Regions from separate parts of the Mus musculus genome. Here region 1 is linked to region 2. Evidence: chromatin loops called from intact Hi-C (ENCODE). Cell type or tissue: left cerebral cortex. All regions are shown on one strand. Links, peaks and the distances in the headings refer to the core of each region. The heading gives the core; the rest is flanking DNA.

Region 1 (10,500 bases), core at 3,519-6,018, 65 kb before region 2:
TCACCAACCTACACATCCATCTGTCAATTATTCATTCATCTGACCATCCACCCATTCATCCACCTGTCTATCCATCTACCCATTTGCCCATTGATCCCTCAACCTTCCGTTCACAAATCTATCCACCCATTCACACATCTATATGTGTCTGTTTTCATCCACCCACTATGTCACTTTCTTGTTTAACTCCATGATGCCTTCTTCAAAACTAACTTGCAGGATTTGGAATGTAGACAGGAAGAACTTTGAAACAAAACCTGAAAAACCAATGCCTACCTCCCTCTGTACCTGCATTTTTCTTTAGACAGATCCAGGCAGGAAGTAGTTCAGGGGAATGAAGGGAATTGTGTTCAGACTTAATAACAGGAGACAAAATAAGTCACTTGGATTTTGTTTTTGTTGTTTGTTTTTCAAGACAGGGTTTTCCTGTGGAGCTCTGTTTGTCCTGGAACTCACTGTGTATGCCAGGTTGGCCTTGAACTCACAAATATCCACCTGCCTACCTCCCAAAGGATTTTTAATGGATGAAATCCAGAAAAGAAGGAGAATTGCAGGAAGATGACTCAGTTAACAATGTGCTTGCTATGAAAGTGGGCTGACTTGCCCTTAGATCCCCAGTGTGCATGTAAGAAGCCATTGTGGTGCTGTACGTCTCCCATGCTCTGTGTGGGGTAGAGGCAGGAGGATCAGAGGATCTGCTGGCCAGTTAGTACAGCTGAACTTGTGAGATCCAAGGTCAGTGAGGCCCTCTTACCAAAGTGGAGAGTGGATGAAAAAAAAATACCTTATGGTGACCACTGACAGCACATACATGTGAGCATGCACATACATGAGTATATGAATATGAACACATGAGGATGTACACATACAGGCATGTGAATGCACACTTGAACATGCACACACACAAGGCACATACAAGCATGCACACACACAAACATGCATACATGCATACATGGAGCATGCATATGAGAGTGCACATATGAATACAACACATACAGAATAATTACTGTAGGTAGATGGGGTGATGCACCTGCTTTTCCAGAACTCAGGAATCTGAGGCTGGAAAACTACTGCAAGTTCAATGCTAGCCTGGATTACATAGCCTGAGCTATGGTGTGAGACCCTACTTGAACAAACCACACACATATGCACACACATGTGTACACACAAAGGAGAAAGGCAAATGTTCTATGAAGATTCTCCTTCCTTCCTTCAAGACAGAGTCTCAGTGTGTAACTCAAACTGGCCTCAAAGCCACAATACTCCTGCCTCAGTCTTGTGGTAACAGGTGTGCCGCAGTCTAACCTCTATTGGGTCTCCTATCTGTGGGGAACGAATTTCTGGTTGCAGGTGGGCAAGGAGTTGGTGAGAATGGGGTGACAAACAGACACGACACAAGGGAGTGTGTTGAATCTGAATGCATTGTCCAAACGAACACCAGACTTTTTTATACAGAAGAAAAACAAAAAAAGCCAGGTGAACACATCCACCAAGTTACATTGACACAAAACAAATAAGAATGCATACATAAAAAGTTGGCGGGGACCAGGCCACATTTACCACTTAAAATGGAGCCAGGTGAATGCTCTGATGCAATGCTAGTCTATTGTTAAACTCACCACCAGGGGTTCTTTAGTAAATACCTGATTACGCTATTCCTCTGGACCTAGTGAAGAAACCTGTACCAGGGGAATTCCCTTCCACTAACTCTTTCATGTGACAATCCACCTATTTGCTAGGCCATTGTGTATTCCTGTGTTTGGGTGTGACTCAGCTATTGTCCTAAGTAATTACTATGCAGACTAGCCCTGAGCTTTCCTAGTTCTGTACTTTGTAATGCCTAATTAGTATCACAGTCTCTACTAGAAGTGAATTTAAGTGTTACTGAATAGGTAACATTCTTAGTGAATTCCAAGCTCAGGGTCGGCTTCAAGGATTTTCTAGGAACCATTGGAACACTGGTGGAGGCTTAGCTATGTCAAAATCAAACCTTAAAGGCACTTATAAGAAAACAATTCTGAAAGAGAGCACATGGATCCAAACACCAGACTAACGTGGGGACAGGCTTTGAATAAACAGGCTATGGGAATGCCAAGGTTCCAGGAGGCTGTTTCTGTGAAATTCTTTGCCTCAGGACTGCTTTCAGGCTTTAGGCCGGTAGGTAAAGCAGAGTGCACTGGAGTGGTCGAAGCACAGGTGTGAGCCATCATGTGCAGCTTTATGACAACTACCCCTTCTGGGCTTGAGGAGCTCTCCTGTTTGTCAGTTCGTGTTCCGGATGGTATCTTGTTTCATGTGCTATTTCTTATCTACTTAAGTGCATTTATTTTTTATTCTGTGGGAGTATGTGTGTACCCCAGTACACATGTGGAGATCAGAGGTTTCATTTCTCTCTTATCTTGTGGCCCTGGTGAATGGCAATCACCTTTGTCTGTGAAGCCATTTTGTCTGCCCCAAGATTTTATTTAAAAGTAAATTTGGAGTGGGGAGTGGAGATTGGTGCTGGAGTCCCAGGCTAGAACCCCAACATTGGCAGTTCCCAGAGACATCCTAGCCTCTCACCTGACTCAACAGGTGACAAGATGCATGGAGGAAGATCAGGTGTTCAAGGTCTGCCTCAGATACATAAGACACACTGACAAAAGAGAAAGTAAGGAGAGAGGGATGGAGGGGTGGAGGGAGGGAGGGAGGAAAAGGAAAATTAAACGAATGGGGAAAAGGTAGGTCCTGTGCCATGGCTCAGTTAATAAAAGTGTTCTTTGTACAAGCATGAGGACCTGAGTTCAAATCCCTAGCCCCACTTAAGAGCTCAGTTCACCAGCATGCACCTGCAAACCCAGGGGTACAGTCAGGCAGATCCCAGTCTAGCTGAATATGTGAGACAGGCTCAACGAGAGGCTTGATCTCAAAAAGTACATGGCTCATTACATAAAGGTTCTTGTGGCAAGCCTGAGGACCTGAGTTCAGTCCTGGGACCTAAGTGCTGGGAATAGAGAAGTGATTCCCACAGGTCCTCCATTGACTGCCACACAGGCACACAAACTAAGAACAAAAACAAAAACAAAATGTAATGTAAAGAATTAAACTGTCAAACAATTCAAAGATAAATTGGTAATCTTAGAGTTTGGTAAACCTCTGGGTGTGTTCTATGTGTATTTCAAATAGGTGTCAGTATGTCAGCTAGGTGTGTCCTGTGGATATCTTTGTCCCCCATATTTGTCTGATGTGTGTGTATGTGTGTGTGGTGTGTATATATGCATGTGTGTGTATGTATGTATGTATGTATGTATGTATGTAGTGTGTCTGGTGTATGTATTGTTTGTGTGTAGTGTATGTGTGTAGTGTGTGCCTGGTATGTATATGGTGTGTGTATGGTATGTGTGTCTGATGGGTATGTCTTGTGTATGTGTTTGTATATATCTGATATGTGTTTGTCTATGTGTGTGTGATATGTTTAGTGTATGTTATATGATGGGTGTGTCTGGTGTATGTGTGTGATGTGTTTGATGTGTATGCCTGGTGTGTGTGTTTGATGGGTGTGTGTGTGGTCTTGCAGCGCAGCGGTCATGGGGGAATAAAGGGAGTGGGAGAAAACCCGTGTTCCACCAGAGTTCTGGTGCTCTGGGCGGGTGGACGCAGAGGACGGCCACAAGCTTTCCATGCGACCCCGGGTGGGGGTCTGGCTGTGGGAAGCTATGGACCCAGCTTGCAGGGGTGGGGTGTTGGGGGGGTGGACAAGGGGCAGTCCTAGGTCTCTGGGCCTCACGGAGGCCAGAGATAACAGGTTCTCAGTCTCAGGCATCCCAGACACCACTGTACACTGCAGAAGAGCTGAGAACAAAATAGAGGCCCCCCAGGATGTCTTGGTCAGCCCCAGGGCCAAAGGGAGGAGAGGGCAGGGAGAGAGGGCATACTAGATGGTTCCCATGCGGGTGAGAGTCCTTGGTCTGGTCCGTGGCTGGAGCCCAGGAAGGCCTTCTGGTGGGAAGTTAGATGGGGCTCTTTAGGGGAAAGCCAATCCCATCGTTCAAGCACGGTGGGCCTTGATGAGCACAGACAGTCTATGGTTTTAGAGCTTTATTGTAGAAAGGCAGGGAGAAAGAGAGAAGGTAGAAAGAGAGAGAGAGGCCGGCCATGGCCATGTGGAGAGAGGGGGGAAGAGAGAGGGGCCAAGCAGCTCCTCTTATAGTGGGTTGGGCTACCTTGCTGTTGCCAGGTAACTATGGGGAGGAGCATGCCTGGCTATAGTCAGGTAACTGTGGGGGTGGAGTCTAGCCAGAATGCCAAAAGCTTCGGACTGATAGTCACAGAATTAAGGAGTCTGTGGTGTCAGGCACCTGTCTCTGGGAATGTGGCTCACTGTTCCATCCCTTGTAGAGTTTTCTACTGGGTCGCCCGAGCAAGCTCCATTCAACCAAAATAGGCTGCCTTTCATGGCCCCATATGGTGTGTGTCTGTCAGGTGTGTCTTTGATGGGATTTGTTTGTCTCTGCCTCTCAGGTTACAGTGCACGCTTGCAGACTGGGCTTTTGCCTGAGTTCTGAAGACTGAGCCACCTCTCCATCCAGGGTGTTTAGACATTCCGTGCAACCCCATTACCACCCTCCCTCAAACCTTGCTGACACTTTCTCTGTGAAACCTTCATTCCCTATATCCCTCCCCAGGTCCAGGCTCCTTCCTCTTAGACTGCTTTTGGGCTCTCTTCCTGAATTTGAAGGCTCTACATACTTCCTATAAATTGTTTAAGAAAGTGAACTCTTCATGTGCTAAAGGATAACGTTGAACTCTTGATCCACTTGCTGCCCCTTCCCAAGTGCTGGGATGACAGGAACGTACACTATTTTTGCTTTATGTGGTACTGGGGATGGAGCCCAAGGCTTTGTGCATGTTGGGGGAGCACGCTACCTACTGAGCCATCTCTCACAATACACCCTCTGCAAGGACTTTGCAAAAGCTCCTTCATTTACAACCCAGCAGCAGATGGAGTGTGGTAAGAGATATCACCACCAGAGGGCATCGCAGCAGCACAAGTTCCCAGTGCATTTCTCCTCCAGCATGGCCACTCTGCAGGCTTTCAGGGAGCCAGTTCTGATCCTCTTCCTTCCTTCCTTCCTTCCTTCCTTCCTTCCTTCCTTCCTTCCTTCCTTCCTTCCTTCCTTCCTTCCTTCCTTCTTTCCTTCCTTCCTTCCTTCTCTCTCTCTCTCTCTCTCTCTCTCTCTCTCTCTTCCTCTCTCTCTCTCTCTCTTTCTTTCTTTCTTTCTTTGTATGTTTAGGTGCCCATGCAGAATAGAGGAGTTGGATCCCCGGAGTTTGAGTTTCAGGCAATTGTGAACCACCTGATATAGATGCATACTCTTAACCACTGAGAATTTTCTCCAGTCCCCTCCATATACAGAATATTTTGTTTGTGTGTGTGCGTGCATGGTCAGTGTGTGAAAGCTGGAGGGCAGTCTGAGGGAGTTGGCTCTCTCCTTACATCGTGTGGGTCCTGCCTATTGAACTCAGGTCATCAGGCTTGATAGCAAGCACATTTATCCCCTGAGCAGGATCTCTAGCCTCTGATACTCTAGCCAGCGATTGGCCTGGCTTTGAACTCTTTATTATTATATCTAAGTACACTGTAGCTGACTTCAGACACACCAGAAGAGGGCGTCAGATCTCATTATGGATGGTCGTGAGCCACCATGTGGTTGCTGGGATTTGAACTTAAGACCTTTGGAAGAGTAGTCAGTGTTCTTAACCCCTGAGCTACCTCTCCAGCTGGCTTTGAGCTCTTAATCCTTCTGTCTGATGCTCCTGAGAGACAGGACACCAGGCATGAACAGAAGTGCCCACTGTGGGCATCTTGCTCTACTGTGCTGCATTGGGGATACACTGATGGCCCAGCGGAGATGCTTGTCCCTGGTTAAAGAGCAGAGAGAGGCTGAGGACTGCCAGATGGGCTTCGGGGATGAAGTCAAACAGCAGCTTAGGGTGATAAGCACTGGTCTGGAGCCGGGGAGTTTGGCAGAGGTGGCATTTGAAAGCTGGGTACAATTTACCTATACACTGAGTTTCCCACTCTCCTTCTCTCTTCCTTTCTTCTTTCATCTGTCCATCTATCCATCTCTCCAGTCTTCCCCCACATTTTGCCAATCTGTTCATGCAGCTCCCTTCTGCCCTCACATTCATCCATCTCCCCATCCTCCACCCACTTTCCACCTATTCTTGAATCTATCCATCCACCATACCCCTTGATCTCAGGTACTTGGGGAGCTGAAGTGAGAGGTTCTCTTGATCCCAAGAGTCAAGGCTGATCATAGGAATAATAAAATGAATAACTAACTAGTTAATGAACTGATTGATCCAAAAGTGCCTCTTGGAGAAGAATGGCTGGCTTGAGGAAGAGCTTCAGGCAAAGGAACATAGTCAGCAGAGCCTAGAGGCTGGCAGCTATTCTGTGCTCAGGAAGCAGGGATGGACACAGGAGGGATGGCAGGGCCTGAGGTTGAGGGGTCCCAGATTCTCTTCTGCAGTCTTGTAAGAGTTGGGGTTAGTTGGTGTGGTTCAGCCAGGTGGGTGACACCTCATTTTGTTGCAGAGAAGAGCGTCCTATACACCGAGCTCCTGGCCAGACTCCTTTTCTTTGCTGCATCACATCCAGCAATGATCGGACAACTGTGCCAACAAGCCCAGAGCTGGTTCCGTGCCTGCCCCTACCCAATGCTGGTGCCCCTGGCAGGATTCCTGCAGCCACCTGGTGGACCTCTTCGAGCCACTCTTACTGGGTGTCACAAAGGTGAGTATCCCCAACATTACATTACAAAACCCATACCAGCTCACTGCATACTCAGGGGCCCAGATGCCAGGTATTCGGGGCTGCTCTCTGGGGCTCCCCTCTGGGACTTTCCCTTGCCACCTCATGCTGACTAGGCTTTCTGTGTCCCCTGGGGCTGTAGATTGCTGCTGTAAATACTGCTAATGATCCTGGAGCTGGCAGACTCCTACCTATGAGGTTTTGTCCCAGAGTTGCTGGCTGCAGAGTTCTACAGGACTTAAGTTCTGACATAGTTGTGTCACCATATGTCTGTCCCCTTCTGTGTGACTCACACACCACCTACCCACACCCATACTCACACACCACCTACCCATACCCATACTCACACACCACCTACCCATACCCATACACATCCTTCTGCCTCCCACCCATTGCCTGCCTCCCCACATCTGTTCATCCACCCACCAACTTTATCTATCCGACGATCCACTTACCATCCACTCATATTTCTGTAAGTCTAGTCATCCACTTTTCCACCCATACCCCTGCAGAGGATTTTTGCTCACTCATGCATCTATTGGTGTATCTGTTCATCAAGCCATTGATCCACACATCCACCCACCTATCGTTCCTTCCCTCTATCCAATCTTTCATTCATTACCCACCCAGCTGCCTGATAGTTATTGTTTTTCTAAGACATTTTCTTTTAAAATTTTCTCTCCATCTCTCTCTCTCTCTCTCTCTCTCTCTCTCTCTCTCTCTCTCTCTCTCTCTGCATGGGCACATGTGTTTTACATATGTATAGGGGTTCCCAGAGAGGTCAGAAGAGTCTGTCAGACCCCCTGGAGCTGGAGTCACAGACAGCTGTGAGCCGCCTGATGTGGGTGTGGAGAACTGAACCCAGGTCCCCTGGAAGAGGAAGTGCTCTTAGCCTCTAGGCCATCTCTGCAGCTGAGCTGTACCTGTTCTTACAGCTGACCTCACTCCACGAGTCCCTTCCTAGCCAGTCCCTGCCCCACCCTGCCCCTTCCTCTCATTACATACAGCTGCTTAGCAAATGACCCTTGGACCACTGCAGAGCTTTGACTCACCACTTCCCCCCTGGCCTGCCCTCTTCCTTCTCCCTCCTTTCCTTTGTCCATACACATTATCTCTCAGCCATCATGAGACCCACACACATCACAGGGCTCCAGGCTCCAGGCTCCAGCTTTGGCCATCTTGTGCCCCAGGCAGCTTCTCTCCACAATAGCAATTTTGACTGCTCAGAAACCAGAGAGGAAATGACTCAGCAGCTGCACAGTGCTAAGGACCCTGCTATAGAAGGGGGCTAGTGAGAAAGAAACTCTGTCTTCCCTATGGTGTCATAGAACTAGGACTCTTTGAGTCTAGTTGCCCTGCCTACTTTCACCGTGAGTCTTATTGGCCAGTGATGACTGCTGTAGCCCATACTGTCATGGTGACATTCAAACCAGGGAGAAGGGGAGAGAGGAATGGACAGAAGGTTTCTTCCTTTTAGGGGCATCACCTAGAAGAACTTGTTTCTACTCTTATGTCTAGCACTAGGACATCTCCCGTTGTAAGGCTGTGAGAAAATAGTCTCCTCATGTGAGCATTGGTATAATTTCTGTCTCTGTTTCTGTCTATGTCTCTCTCTCTGTGGTGGAGATTGCGTGGGTAACTATATACTCAGATAAAAACTTATCTCCAGCTGGGCTGGAGAGATGGCTCAGCAGTTAAGAGTTAGGCCTCTCCAAGTTCCTGGCAGAACAAGGAGCATTATAACAAAAGGTTATTTAAGGCCTTTTAAGAAGAAGGTGGGGGGCTGGTGAGATGGCTCAGCGAGTAAGAGCACCCGACTGCTCTTCTGAAGGTCCTGAGTTCAAGTCCCAGCAACCACATGGTGGCTCACAACCATCCGTAAGATCTGACTCCCTCTTCTGGTGTGTCTGAAGACAGCTGCAGTGTACTTACACATAATAAATAAATAAATATTTTTTTAAAAAAAAGGTGGGCTGGAGATATGGCTCAGTGGTTAAGAGCACTGACTGCTCTTCCAAAGGTCCTGAGTTCAAATTCCAGCAACCACTTGGGGGCTCATGACCATCCATAATGAGATCTAACGCCCTCTTCTGGTGTGTCTGAAGACAGCTACAGTGTACTTACATATAACAATAAATAAATCTTTTTTTTTTTTTTTGGCTTTTTTGAGACAGGGTTTCTCTGTGTAGCCCTGGCTGTCCTGGCACTCACTCTGTAGACCAGACTGGCCTCGAACTCAGAAATCCACCTGCCTCTGCCTCCCGAGTGCTGGAATTAAAGGCGTGCGCTACCAATGCCCAGCACAATAAATAAATCTTAAAAACAAAACAAAACAAAACAAAACACATGAGCTTTGGGACTTTCTCACTAAATGAAGAACATAAAATGATCATGAATACAGTCACAGATGAATCTGTGATGCTGTGATGGATTAGTGATATCTACCAGGGTATAGTCAGGGCTTTCCATCATGTCTGGGACAGGGATGCATCTGTGCTTTGTGGGCTTCCTCTTGTCATGCCAGGGATTGAGGAGGCTGCCCACCCTGGGCTTTCGTTTCCTGACTTGTTTAAGTAGGACTAAAATGTGAGTTAATGTTTCCAAGATCACATAGTAACTTTGAGTACATGAGAAGAAAAAGGAAAAACAAAGAAATAAAGAAAGTAAGGGTCTGTCTAGCTGGGCCAACTGTGACTTAACAGTCCCCACCAATCAACCCTTCACATCTGGGGAAACTGAGGCATGAAGAAGGAAAGGACACAGCGGCATTCAGAAAAGTCTGGTTTCTGCATGCTGAGTTTCTCTTTTCTTTTTAAAACTCATTTATTTTATCTTCATGTGAATGAGTGTTTTGCCTGCGTGTCTGTCTGATGACTGCCTGCTTGGTTTTGGCACAAGGGTCCTTTAGGATCCCCTTAGGTTCTTTCTCAATTACTCTGTACCTTATTCATTGAGATGGAGTTCCCCAGTTGAACCCCAAACTCACTAATACAGCTATTCTAGCTACATAGCTTCCTCCAGGGACCTCAACTCTGGGTTCTGGGAATCTGAACTCTGGTCCACAGGCTTAGCTGCACTAAGCCATCCTTCTAGGTCATGGGCTGGTGTTATCTAAGGCTAACTGCATACCTCTTGGCTCAGTGATATTTTAACAAAATCCACTGAGGTGGGACTGTTTGCCTAAACTATTAACAATCTCCACTTTCTTCTCCTCCTCCTCCTCCTCCTCTTCTTTGTGTGTGTGTGTGCATGTCTGTGCATGCGTATGCATATGTCCATGTCTGTGAATGTCTATGTGTGTGCATGTGTACATGTTCATGCATGTGTGTATACATATTACAGACGATGATACTGAGGATGACATAGCAGACCGGGTTGTCTTCTTCTGCCTTTAAATGGTACTAGAATGGAGCTCAGGTGGCAATGCTCATGGGGAAAACTCTTACCCACTGAGATAGCTGGCAAGCAGGCTATCTGATGTCTCGGGATAGCTTGGTAAGCACTTCATAGCCCAGGTTGACTTTGAGCTCATGATAATCTTCCTGCTTCAGTCTCCTAGGTGCCTGTGTCTGTGCATGGTAGTGCAGTGTCACCAGAGGCCAAAAGAGGGTACCAGATTCCCTAGAGCTAGAATTAGAGGAGGTTTTGAGCCTTTTATCAGGCAAGAACAAGTGGACACCATCTCTCCAGCTCCCTAAGGTGCT
Region 2 (10,500 bases), core at 4,623-7,122:
GAGGCAGAGGCAGGTGAATTTCCGAGTTCGAGGCCAGCCTGGTCTACAGAGTGAGTTCCAGGATAGCCAAGGCTACACAGAGAAATCCTATCTCCAAAAACCAAAAACCAAAAAAAAAAAAAAAAAAAAAAAAAAAATGCCTTACAGCTGTATCTTATAGGAAGCATTTTTCAACTGAGGCTCCTTCCTCCAATGACTCTAGTTTGTGTCAAGCCAGCCAGTACACCATCTGACCACCTCCTGTGTTTGTGTCTTTAGTTTACAGGCAATGGGTCGTGCGAGATGAACAGTGGGCAGAAGAATGAGGAGAAGAGTCTGGAACACAACAAGAAACGCTCTCGGCCTTCACTCCTGCGCCCTGTGTCTGCGCCAGCCAAGGTACTTGTCCATGTGTGGGTTCTCCCCGCACATGGCAGAAGTGGTGTGGAGGCCCAAGCAGCAGGGGAGCCTGAGGCCAGAGCCTAGTCTGGTAGGAAAGCACCATCTCCTGCTGACCTGGCCATCACTCGCCTGCTCGCTCTCCTGGTTCACTTGATATGAGGAGAGGAGGAGGGGGAATTGGAAGGATGGGTGTGGTGAACTGCTCATTCTCCTTTTCACTGTCATGACTCTTTCGTAGGTGGGGCTGCAGTTGAAATGTGCAGTTGTGTGGTTTGGTTACTGCACAGCTGAGGAGTGAAGGTGGCTGGCAACAGTTCCTGTCCTGCTCATCACCCATGATGGTGGATTTCTAGACCTGTCACTCTGTTTTCTAGTTGACTTTCTACAGTAATAAAATGATTTGGCATTTCTGTTTATTTAGTTATGTGCAGCAGTGTCGACCTCAAGTCACAATTCACTACTGGTATCTTGACACCCAAACTGTCCTGGGCTGCCCTTGAATCTGCTCCCATGTCATCCTTTTCATCTTTAACTCACTCCTTGGGGCAGTATGCTTCATACCATGAACCTGGGTCAAATGCAGGTCCAAGTCTGGTTTATTCATATGTGTGTGTGTGTGTGTGTGTGTGTGTGTGTGTGTGTTTGTATGACTGTGGCATGTCTCAGAGATTAGAGAACAACTTCAGGGCTCATTTGGGCATTGACTTTTTTTTTGTTTTGTTTTTGTTTTTGTTTTGTTTTTTCGAGACAGGGTTTCTCTGTGTAGCCCTGGCTGTCCTGGAACTCACTCTGTAGACCAGGCTGGCTTTGAACTCAGAAGTCCGCCTGCCTTTGCCCCCCCCCCCCCCCCCCCATGCTGAGATTAAAAGTGTGCGCCACCACTGCCCGGCGACATGGTTCTTTACACTTACTCATTCCCCTGCCTCTCAAGTCCAGAGACAGTGTCTTCACATAGCTTTACACCCGGCTGCCTCAGGATGCTCCTGATGCTGCTCCCGCCCGCTGCACCCCCCCCCGCCCCCCCCCCAGTCATCCTCTGGCCCACAGGATAGATAGTAACTGGTTTCTGTGTCCCTGAGTCCGGGATAAGGACTGGGAAACGGCTCACTGGCACAGTGCTATCTCGAGTCCCCAAGTTCAGCCTCAGCACGTGAGGCAACCCATCATCACTAACATGTACTGCGCATGCCCCTGACCCGGGTTGCCCCAGAGCATAGCTCCCAGGGTGTTTCCTCGGTGCTTGCACAGCCTTTCTCTACTCAGTGTCAACCAACCCCAGACAAGGGCCTGGTTTACTGAGTCCCAGTTAATTTCTTCTGAGCATGCGTGAGGCCCTGGCTTTCATTTCCTAGTCCATGTCTACTGAGCATGCACAAGGTTCTATTTCACAGAGTTGTGGAATGCGTGATGCTCTTGTTTCTCCCAGTATCTTCTAAGCATGCCCGAAAGTCCTGGGTTCCATTTTCCCAGTCATTATCTTTCAGTTTGTGCGTGGACTTTAGGTTCCACATGTATGGAGCATTTACCACGCCTTAGTTCCATTTCCCCTTTAAGCACCTACTCAGCCCTTGTGAGGCTTGAGTTCTAATTCTCCAGAACTTATCGCACAGACCCTGGGGTGGTTTCCCAAGCAGCTGTCAAATCATGCGGAGGCCGCAAGTCTTCTCTGGCTCTTGTGGAGCTTGGACCATTACTGCATATGCCCATAGCCCAGATTTTGTTCTCCACAGCCTTGTAAGTGTCCTCAGCACCAGGTTCGATCTGTAGATCTGATAGGGTGCTGCTGTGGGCTTTGCCTTTCCTCAGGTCCTGAGTTAGGGGCCCCACCTCACACAAGGCCAAGGAGGAAGCAGCAAGCCCCCTGATGCTGGGCAGCCGGATATACCTAGGGTGCCCAAGACAGGGTCCTGCCGAGCCCGGGTTCCATGCATCCTTGCTCCTTGTGGTGGGGACACCATTAAGCCAAGGGTTTCTCTCCGCAGAAGAAGATGAAGCTCCGAGGCACCAAAGACCTGTCCATTGCTGCCGTGGGGAAATACGGCACACTGCAGGAATTCTCCTTCTTTGACAAGGTGAGCAAGGCCCTCTAAGGCCCTCTCCATCTGGACACAGCTGCTTCCTGCCAATGCCTTGTGTGGGGCCCCGGAAGCAGGGCCACTGTGGTGCGTGGGGGAGAGCAGCGTAGACCGCAGAGGCAGCCCAGACAGTTCAGGGTCATGCACATATCCTTCCATACAGACACATTTATGAGGCTTCTGCCTGGTGCACACATCTTTTGCAACCGTGTCTCTAGCGTCCCTATCTCTTTACTCTCACAGGTGCGCAGGGTGCTGAAGAGCCAGGAGGTATATGAGAACTTTCTGCGCTGCATTGCGCTCTTCAATCAGGAGCTGGTGTCCGGGTCTGAGTTGCTGCAGCTTGTCAGTCCATTCCTGGGGTAAGTGGCTCCCGACTCCTAACTCCTGGGCTTTCTCCTATTCCAGCCAGACCCAGGGCAAGTGAGTTGTAAAGTTTGTTCATGTGATTTGTTGTTTTAAACATTAGTTTATTTTCTATGTGTACACAGGTACAGACCAGAGAACAAGTTCTTGGATGGGTATAGGCTTAGATTATTCAAAACCTACTTTAATAAGAGTTCTTAAATGCTTCAGTCTCCCTTTTAGCCCACCACCCACCAGAGGTAGTAGAAAAGAAAGGTTAATAAGGAACGGGAGTTGCAGACCTGTTTAGAAATAGTTCTTTGGGGCTATTCAGCAGTCACCACTCACAAATCAGCAACAGCAGGCAGTTTGATCCAGAAGAAACCACAAAGCTCCGCCAAAATCAGCAACTCAAAGCCAGGTGAGCAGCAGAAGACTAGCCAGCCGCCTGGAGAGCGACAGAGTCTCCCACTAGTGGCTGTGGGGTCATGTGTATATTCTTTCTAAACATCACACATCCTCTCACATGTCTGCTTCAGCAAAACATATGACATAACTGAGTTTCCAAAGACACCAGAAATTTCCACTTCAGGTGGGTTCTCGCCCATTATGTGGGTCTCAGGAAGCTAACTCAGGTTATCAAAGTTGGCAGTAAGCACCTTTACCCACTGAGCCATCTTGCCCACCTGTGGTTTTCTTTATTAAAGTTGTTCCCCAGTTATTGTTGATGGGCTCACATTTGTAAAAGAATGACTTGGAGAGAGCATGGCCCTAGTGCTAGGAGGTGACAGGAGCCAACCTTCCCTGGGTCCAGAGTGACCCTGTACACTGTGTGTGGGCAGCGCCCTTGACTTCCCATGGCTCAGATTGTGGCTCTAATTCTATGGCAGTGTGGGAGCTATAACTATTGAGTAGATATTTCACCTCAATTTGCAGGTTACAGATGTTGATACTTGGGAACTGGTGATGCATAGCTCCATCTTTTGGCAGGATGCTGTAAGAGAAAGCAGCCTGAGTGTGTGCTGTGCTGAACTGCACATTCCTATTAATGATATTGTCTCTTTTTGTGTCTTTCACGTTTTTACATGTATGTATACTATGTTGCACATATCCTTTCCTGCAGTGGACAGTCTGCTGACTTGCATGTTACATGTGCCTTCCTTGCACACATGGGATGCAAACAGACGGTATTATGTAAAAAATGAACAGAAATTGAGGTGGCATTGGATGTCAGTTGCTGAAAGTGTCCCATTAACATGCATCCTATTCCATCCTGACTTCTGAGAATGAACCCACAAGGGCCTGTGTGGGGGAAGGAGGGAAGCTTCACCCAGAAAGATAGCCCTGGTGGCCACAGCTGGTCTCCATTCTGTCTTCTAGAGCAGCCATGGATTGAAGCAAGCAAATCAGGCAGGATTGCGTGCCAACAAAGCTTTATTTACAGAAACAGTCTGTGACTGCAGTGTGTGGCATCAAGGGCAATCCAAGGCAGTGGCCAGTCCTGGGCTTCTGACTCTGGAGTCTAGTTTCACCCTCCTTAGGCTGTAGCAGCCATTGGAGTCACCAGAAACAGTACAAGAAAGATCGACCCAGCCTATCACAGGACTCCAGCATAGGATCCAGGGAACTTTGTGATGCCTATGGCCTTCTGAGGGATATCGAGGAGCAGGGGTGCTCTGCCCAGTCCTGGGAACAGCTAGTGACTAGAAGGGGCTAATGTCCAAGGCTTGAGGGTTTGGGATTAGGGTCAAGGCTGGTGTCTGTCTGTGTTTTGAATAACTTAAAGGAGGTCATGTCTAGCCTAGAACTAGGCTCATTTCTAGACCGTGGCTTGGGCACAAATTGGCTATAAACACTTGTTGCTGACTGCCTGGTCACAGGGCCATTGGGACACTTGATTGTGTGTTTGTTTCTTTTGAGACAGGATCTCATAGCTCTGGCTATGCTGGAACATGCTCTGTAGACCAGGCTAGCCTAAAACTTATCAAGATCTATCCAGATCTGCCTCTTGAGTTTTGGGTTGAAAGACATGTGCCATTCTACCCTCTTTGTTTCGTTCTCTTTTCTTGTCTTTCTCTTTCAGTTGATTAATTAATTTTTATTTCATGTGCATTGGTATTTTGCCTGCATGTATGTCTGTGTGAGTGTGCCAGATTCCCTGGAACTGGAGTTACAGACAGTTGTGAGCCAACATGTGGTTGCTAGGAATTGAACCCTGGTCCTCTGGAAAAGAAACCAGTGCTCTTAACCACGGAGCCATCACTCTAGCCCCCTCTTACTTTTTTCAAGTTGGGGACAGAAAATCAAAGCAGTGAGACGCACAGAGGTTATTCCCAGTGTGCTTTGCTGCTGTGGTCTAATGTAGCTGGCAAGGTCTATAGCTATAAGCCTGATTGGTATTGGTGAGAGAGAAACCTCCTCTCTCCTAACACTGAGTTCTGATTCAGGCCATCCTTGAAGTTCCATATCTGCAAGGCGATTGTCATGACTCTAGAACATTCTCAAAAGGCTTAGTGTTCACTTAAAGTTTCTGTCTGTCTTTGAAGGAAATTTCCAGAACTCTTTGCACAGTTCAAGTCCTTCCTAGGAGTGAAAGAGCTGTCCTTTGCACCACCTATGAGTGACCGGTCTGGAGATGGGATAAGCAGAGAAATTGACTATGCGTCTTGTAAGCGAATAGGATCCAGCTATCGGGCACTTCCCAAGACCTACCAGCAGCCCAAGTGCAGCGGAAGGACTGCCATTTGCAAGGAGGTAGCACCCTTGGGGTACAGGTCAGCCCTCTATGGCACACATGGGTCCAGACTTCCTGATGACATTTGATACTTGAGGGGTGCCAGCAGAGCCCACCTGAGCTTCATGCCCTGTTGGATGGCAGTACTTACAGCTCACACTGATGGAGTGGAAACGTGGTCAACTTTATCGTTGCTCAGTTCTGCCCATCCCCAAGTGTACTTAGTGACACCCTGTCCTCTGGTCCAGGTCCTGAATGATACATGGGTCTCCTTTCCATCCTGGTCTGAAGACTCCACCTTTGTTAGCTCCAAGAAGACGCCCTACGAGGAGCAACTGCATCGCTGTGAGGATGAGAGATTTGAAGTAGGTGAAACACTTCTGGCTACCTATCTTGCTGTCCTCTGTCCTCCCAGCCCACGCCTTCCTTGTACAGCCTAGTCCTGTAGTCTCTTTCCTCTGCCACCAAAGAGTGCCAGTGCTGTAGAGCAGCTCGCCCTGGCTGCCAGCTCTGCAGCTCTTGAGCTGCAGCACAGCATTTAACTCTTCCTTTCAGCTAAAGACAGTGGGTTAGTTAACTTAAACTAAGTTAGCTTTATTTTTGTATGTTTTTGTTTGCTCAAGACAGGATTTCTTTGTGTGGTTCTCACTGTTCTGGAATTCACTCTGTAGACCAGGCTGGCTTCGAACTCAAAAGATTCTGATCCTAAGTGCTGGAATTAAAGATGTGTACTACCATTGCCTGGCTAAGTTAGCTTCATTTCTTATTAAAGTTATAATTGAGTTCTTCAGACCTAACCAAGTGTTCCTCCTGGGGACAGACAGATAAAGCACCTTCATTTCGTCCTGACTCCCCTTCTTCAAGCTTATATCTGCATGTCTTTTTGTTTTTAAGATTTATTTTCATTTTATGTGTGTGGGTGTTTGCTTCCATGTCTGTCTGGTGTCCACAGAGGCCAGTAAAGGGCATTGGATGCCTTGGAACTGGAGTTAGGAACAGTTATGAGCCACCATGTGGGTGCTAGGAGTTAAATCCCAGTCCTCTGGAAGGACAGCTAGAGCTCTTACCCCATGAGCCAGCTCTGCAGCCCTTGCTTTTCTTTTTGAAATGTCTCTCTTTGTCCCAGGCTAATGTGGAGCTTGTGACCCTCCTGCCTTAGCCTTTCAAATGCTAGGATGACTGACGAGTGTATGCCCTCCACCTGCTTCCTCTGTGTGTGTGTTTCCAACTTCTGCTGGGACAAGTCCCATGGACAAAACAGTTTATATGAACCAGAGTCTAGCAGCCTCTGGGAAGTACAATTCAAAGGTGACATACTTGGCAAAGCCTGCTTATGGTACCCCATGGTGGTTGGGACATAAAGGAGGCCCGTTCCTAAACATTGCCACCCACCCATGAGGACAGTCTATGGCTGGAGCACCAGGCCCTGTGTTATGTTTGAGGCAAGGTTGTCTTAGGACACAGTCTTCCTGCTCCCATTAATACTATGACACCCACTGCTAAACTTCAGTGGCAGTGTGGCAGGCGATCAGACTGAGAGAGAGGAGAGAGAGAAAGAGAGAGAGAGAGAGAGGGAGAACACGCGAGCACCTGTGTGTATGTATCAAGCGCCCTCCAGTGGTGGTATGTGTCACTGCTGTTACTGGAACACTGCTCCTTCCACACAGGTGTGCTCTGGTAGACAACCACACTTACTGGCTCCATTGACAGCTTCCAACCACTCACCAGTTCCCAGTTCTGACCATGCCTGCCTCCTCCCTGCAGTTGGATGTTGTCCTGGAGACCAACCTGGCCACCATCCGAGTGCTGGAGAGTGTGCAGAAGAAGTTGTCACGGATGGCTCCTGAGGACCAGGAGAAGCTCCGCCTGGATGACTGCCTGGGTGGCACATCAGAGGTGATTCAACGCCGTGCCATACACCGCATCTATGGAGACAAGGCCCCAGAGGTCATTGAGAGCCTGAAAAGGAACCCTGCCACCGCTGTGCCTGTCGTTCTGAAAAGGTATCTCCCTCTTCTACTCCTGTCCATGATTCGGGAGAGCTACCAGGGTTCCTGACCAATGGAGCCACTTGACTGTCTCTTCAGGTCAGCCTCCAGCTGACCTAGTCCTGAACAGAGTCTTAACAACCAGGCTCTTGGACATCTCTGGGTATGAACAAGCAGTCTCACCTTTTGCTTACATAAAATCTACACACATGTACCTATCCATGACCTCTTGGTGACTTACAGCGCCTGTGGCAGTACATGTGCTTCAGTGTCCCACTTAGGTCTGGTTGAGACCTGGGATTCAAAGTGTGGATTATGACCGAAACACAAGGATCCCTAGCCCACTGTCTATTGGCATGCCATGAAGCCCTGTGCTAGCCCACAGGTTTGAGCTGTGATGCTCAGCGGGGTTAGTGTCAGAGCTGTGTGGGCTGCTGGGTGTCTGGGAGGAGCTGGAGGACTTTAACCAGCCACTGCTGGAGAGCTGGCTAGCATTTAGGAGCACTGCTGCTCTTCCAGAGGACCCTGTCCAATTCCCAGCACCCACATGGTGGCTCACAGCTGTCTGTAACCACAGGGTCACCATATGCATGTGGTATACACATGCACATGAAATAATAAATACAAAAATTTTTTAAGTAGCCATGTTGGCTCTGTAGGACCACTTCCCCTTTCTTCCCCCTCTCTGTGGGAGGTGTTTGTTTTGTTTTCTTTTGTTTATTTTGGTGATGGGGTCTTATGTAGCTCAGACTGGCATCGGACTTAACCATGTGCCCAGGGAGCCTTCTGACTCCAGTTCCTCAAGTGCTGGGATGACATTCTTGCACCACCATGCCAGGCTCTTTTTTTTTGTTGTTTTGTTTTTGAGATGAGGCTTTCTTACTGTAACCCAGGCCAGCTAGAACTGGATATCCTTCTGCCTTAACCTCCCTCATGCTGGCTTGCTTGTTGCCACGTAGACCAAATGTGTAATTGCTATGAGGAAGCTGGGCCCTTCTCCAGGGGTCACAGGAGGGTCCAGCTGTTAGGCACTGAGCCCCTCTCCCTACAGGCTGAAGGCCAAGGAGGAGGAGTGGCGGGAGGCCCAGCAGGGCTTCAACAAGATCTGGCGTGAGCAGTACGAGAAAGCATACCTCAAGTCCCTGGACCACCAGGCTGTGAACTTCAAGCAGAATGACACCAAGGCACTGCGCTCTAAGAGCCTGCTCAATGAGATCGAAAGTGTCTATGATGAGGTGAGGCATGCTGGGCAGGGACTACCAATCTCCTCACACCTGAACCCACACCATGCTTGCCTTAGTGATGGGGAAACTGAGGTATGAAAGGAGCTGCTTGCTAGACGTTTCCTGGGCTTTCTCTGCTGCACCTAAGTCATTCAGAGGTCAGAGGTGTGCTAGCCCTTAGAGCTAGAGATGCAGGTAGGTGTCTGTGAGCTACTGGAAATCCAGAACAGCAAGCACCTTTAACTGCTGAGCCATCTCTGCAGTTCCCATGGCCTGACCTTTGAAGGCAGAAGTGGTAGTGTGGGGTAAGAACACTTGCCTAATTTGAGGCCTAGGTTAAAAGTTGAGGTAACCACATGGGAAAAAAAGAGTTTTGAGGTGTCCATATATTACTAAATCAGTCTCCATTCCTATGACAAGCATGTGAGAGACACCGTTCAAAAGAAGAAAGCTAGTGTTGGCTCATGAGTTTAGAAATTTCAGCCCAGAGCTGCCTTAGCTCCTCCATTGCTTAGGCTCTAGCAAGATGGGAACATGAGATCTCAGGACAGGCACAGGAAGCCTGCGCAGCTTCCCAATAATACCTGTTAGGGAGCTACTCTTGTGTCATCTGTCCATGAGCCCTCTCAGTGGGATTGGCTCTACCAAGGAGGAGTAAGCCCTTTGGACACTTGTATCCAGATTCTAATTTGCCCTTGTGCTGTGATAAGCTCCATGACCAAAGGTAACATGGGGAGGAAAGGGTTGATTTCGCCTTCGGGTTCATCTTCAGAGCTGTCAGGGCAGGAACTTGAGGCAGGAGCTAAGAAATGCCCCATGAGCCAACCTGATGCAGGCAGTTCCTCCCATGGCTCCTCTTTCCAAATGGCCCAGCTGACAAAGCACAGTGGCCTGAACAAAACAAGGGTCTTGGAAGGTCAGAGGAGTCCCAGGCTGTGTTGAGGCACTGTAGTAGCTAGGTCATTGAGCCCACTCTGGCCATGGGTCTCTAAAGTACTGAGTTGAGCTTCCTGGTCTTCAGTTAGGGAGTGTGATCTACAAACTGACAGACTGGATCCTGCCAGAGATGGTGTTTGAGGGACCCCCAGAAGCTCACCGTGCACTGACCATGAGAGCTGAGAAGATACTCAGCCCTGTCTAAAGAGACAGTGTCTGGAGTTGGTGCTGCCATCGACCGAGGGCCTAAGTGCAAAGACAGCTCCTTGGGTTGAGGGAGGATCAAGTAGTGGTCACCTTTGAGTTTGGGAATGCCATTATCCACATCAACATTAAGGGGTGGTGTATGGGAAAGAGGTTCACCTGGACATGCTCAGAGGCCTTGTACACAGCAGAAAGGAGCTCAACCCAAGAGATGACTGCAGACACTAGGCTGAGGGCTAAGGTCTCTAAGAACCTGGGGGAAATCTCCCCCACCCCTCATTTCTTGTTGGTTAAGGAGCTAGGCAGGTGGTAAGCTGTTTTAATGGAATGGGGGCGGCACCAAGAGCCCTGTGGAGTAGTGGAACTGAGTGAGTGACAGATGGCTGAAGGCTCCTGGGCCACTCTGAACTCTGAGCCTCACCTTATGGAGACCTTACTCCTTAGCCAGGTCTGTGGGAAGTCTCTCCTTTCATTACAGTCCTCTAGTGCTAACATCCACCTGCAGTGAGAGGGCCTTGGTTTGCCCAGTTGAGAGCTGTAGACTGGCTGGGAGCTGGACCCTACCAGGGCAGCTGTGACACTGTGAGAAAGGTTGGATAGATAACCCTATTCCT

The links. A loop is a pair of places that touch in the nucleus more often than their neighbours do. Peaks named below come from ENCODE experiments on the same cell type or tissue, not always from the same donor. Only the 100,000 strongest peaks of a DNase experiment are listed, where the experiment ranks them.
Region 1: it touches region 2 in a loop (4-fold over the local background); 26 of 42 quality-filtered maps call a loop at or near these places.

Annotation. Positions count from the first base shown.
Region 1 is chr8:72,675,344-72,685,843 of GRCm38, forward strand. It overlaps Nwd1 (NACHT and WD repeat domain containing 1), which reads left to right. Exons shown (of 19, transcript NM_176940.5): 10 at 6,581-6,778. Among named protein-coding and RNA genes, the nearest start is that of Nwd1, 34 kb to the left of the region's middle. In left cerebral cortex, for the core only: a CTCF peak has its summit at 4,998 (motif pointing right); a DNase peak (open chromatin) is centred at 5,004.
Region 2 is chr8:72,739,111-72,749,610 of GRCm38, forward strand. Sin3b (transcriptional regulator, SIN3B (yeast)) reads left to right here. Exons shown (of 19, transcript NM_009188.4): 6 at 259-378; 7 at 2,364-2,453; 8 at 2,700-2,818; 9 at 5,348-5,555; 10 at 5,784-5,900; 11 at 7,300-7,538; 12 at 8,575-8,758. Among named protein-coding and RNA genes, the nearest start is that of F2rl3, 17 kb to the right of the region's middle. In left cerebral cortex, for the core only: no CTCF peak of the experiment used is centred there; a DNase peak (open chromatin) is centred at 5,624.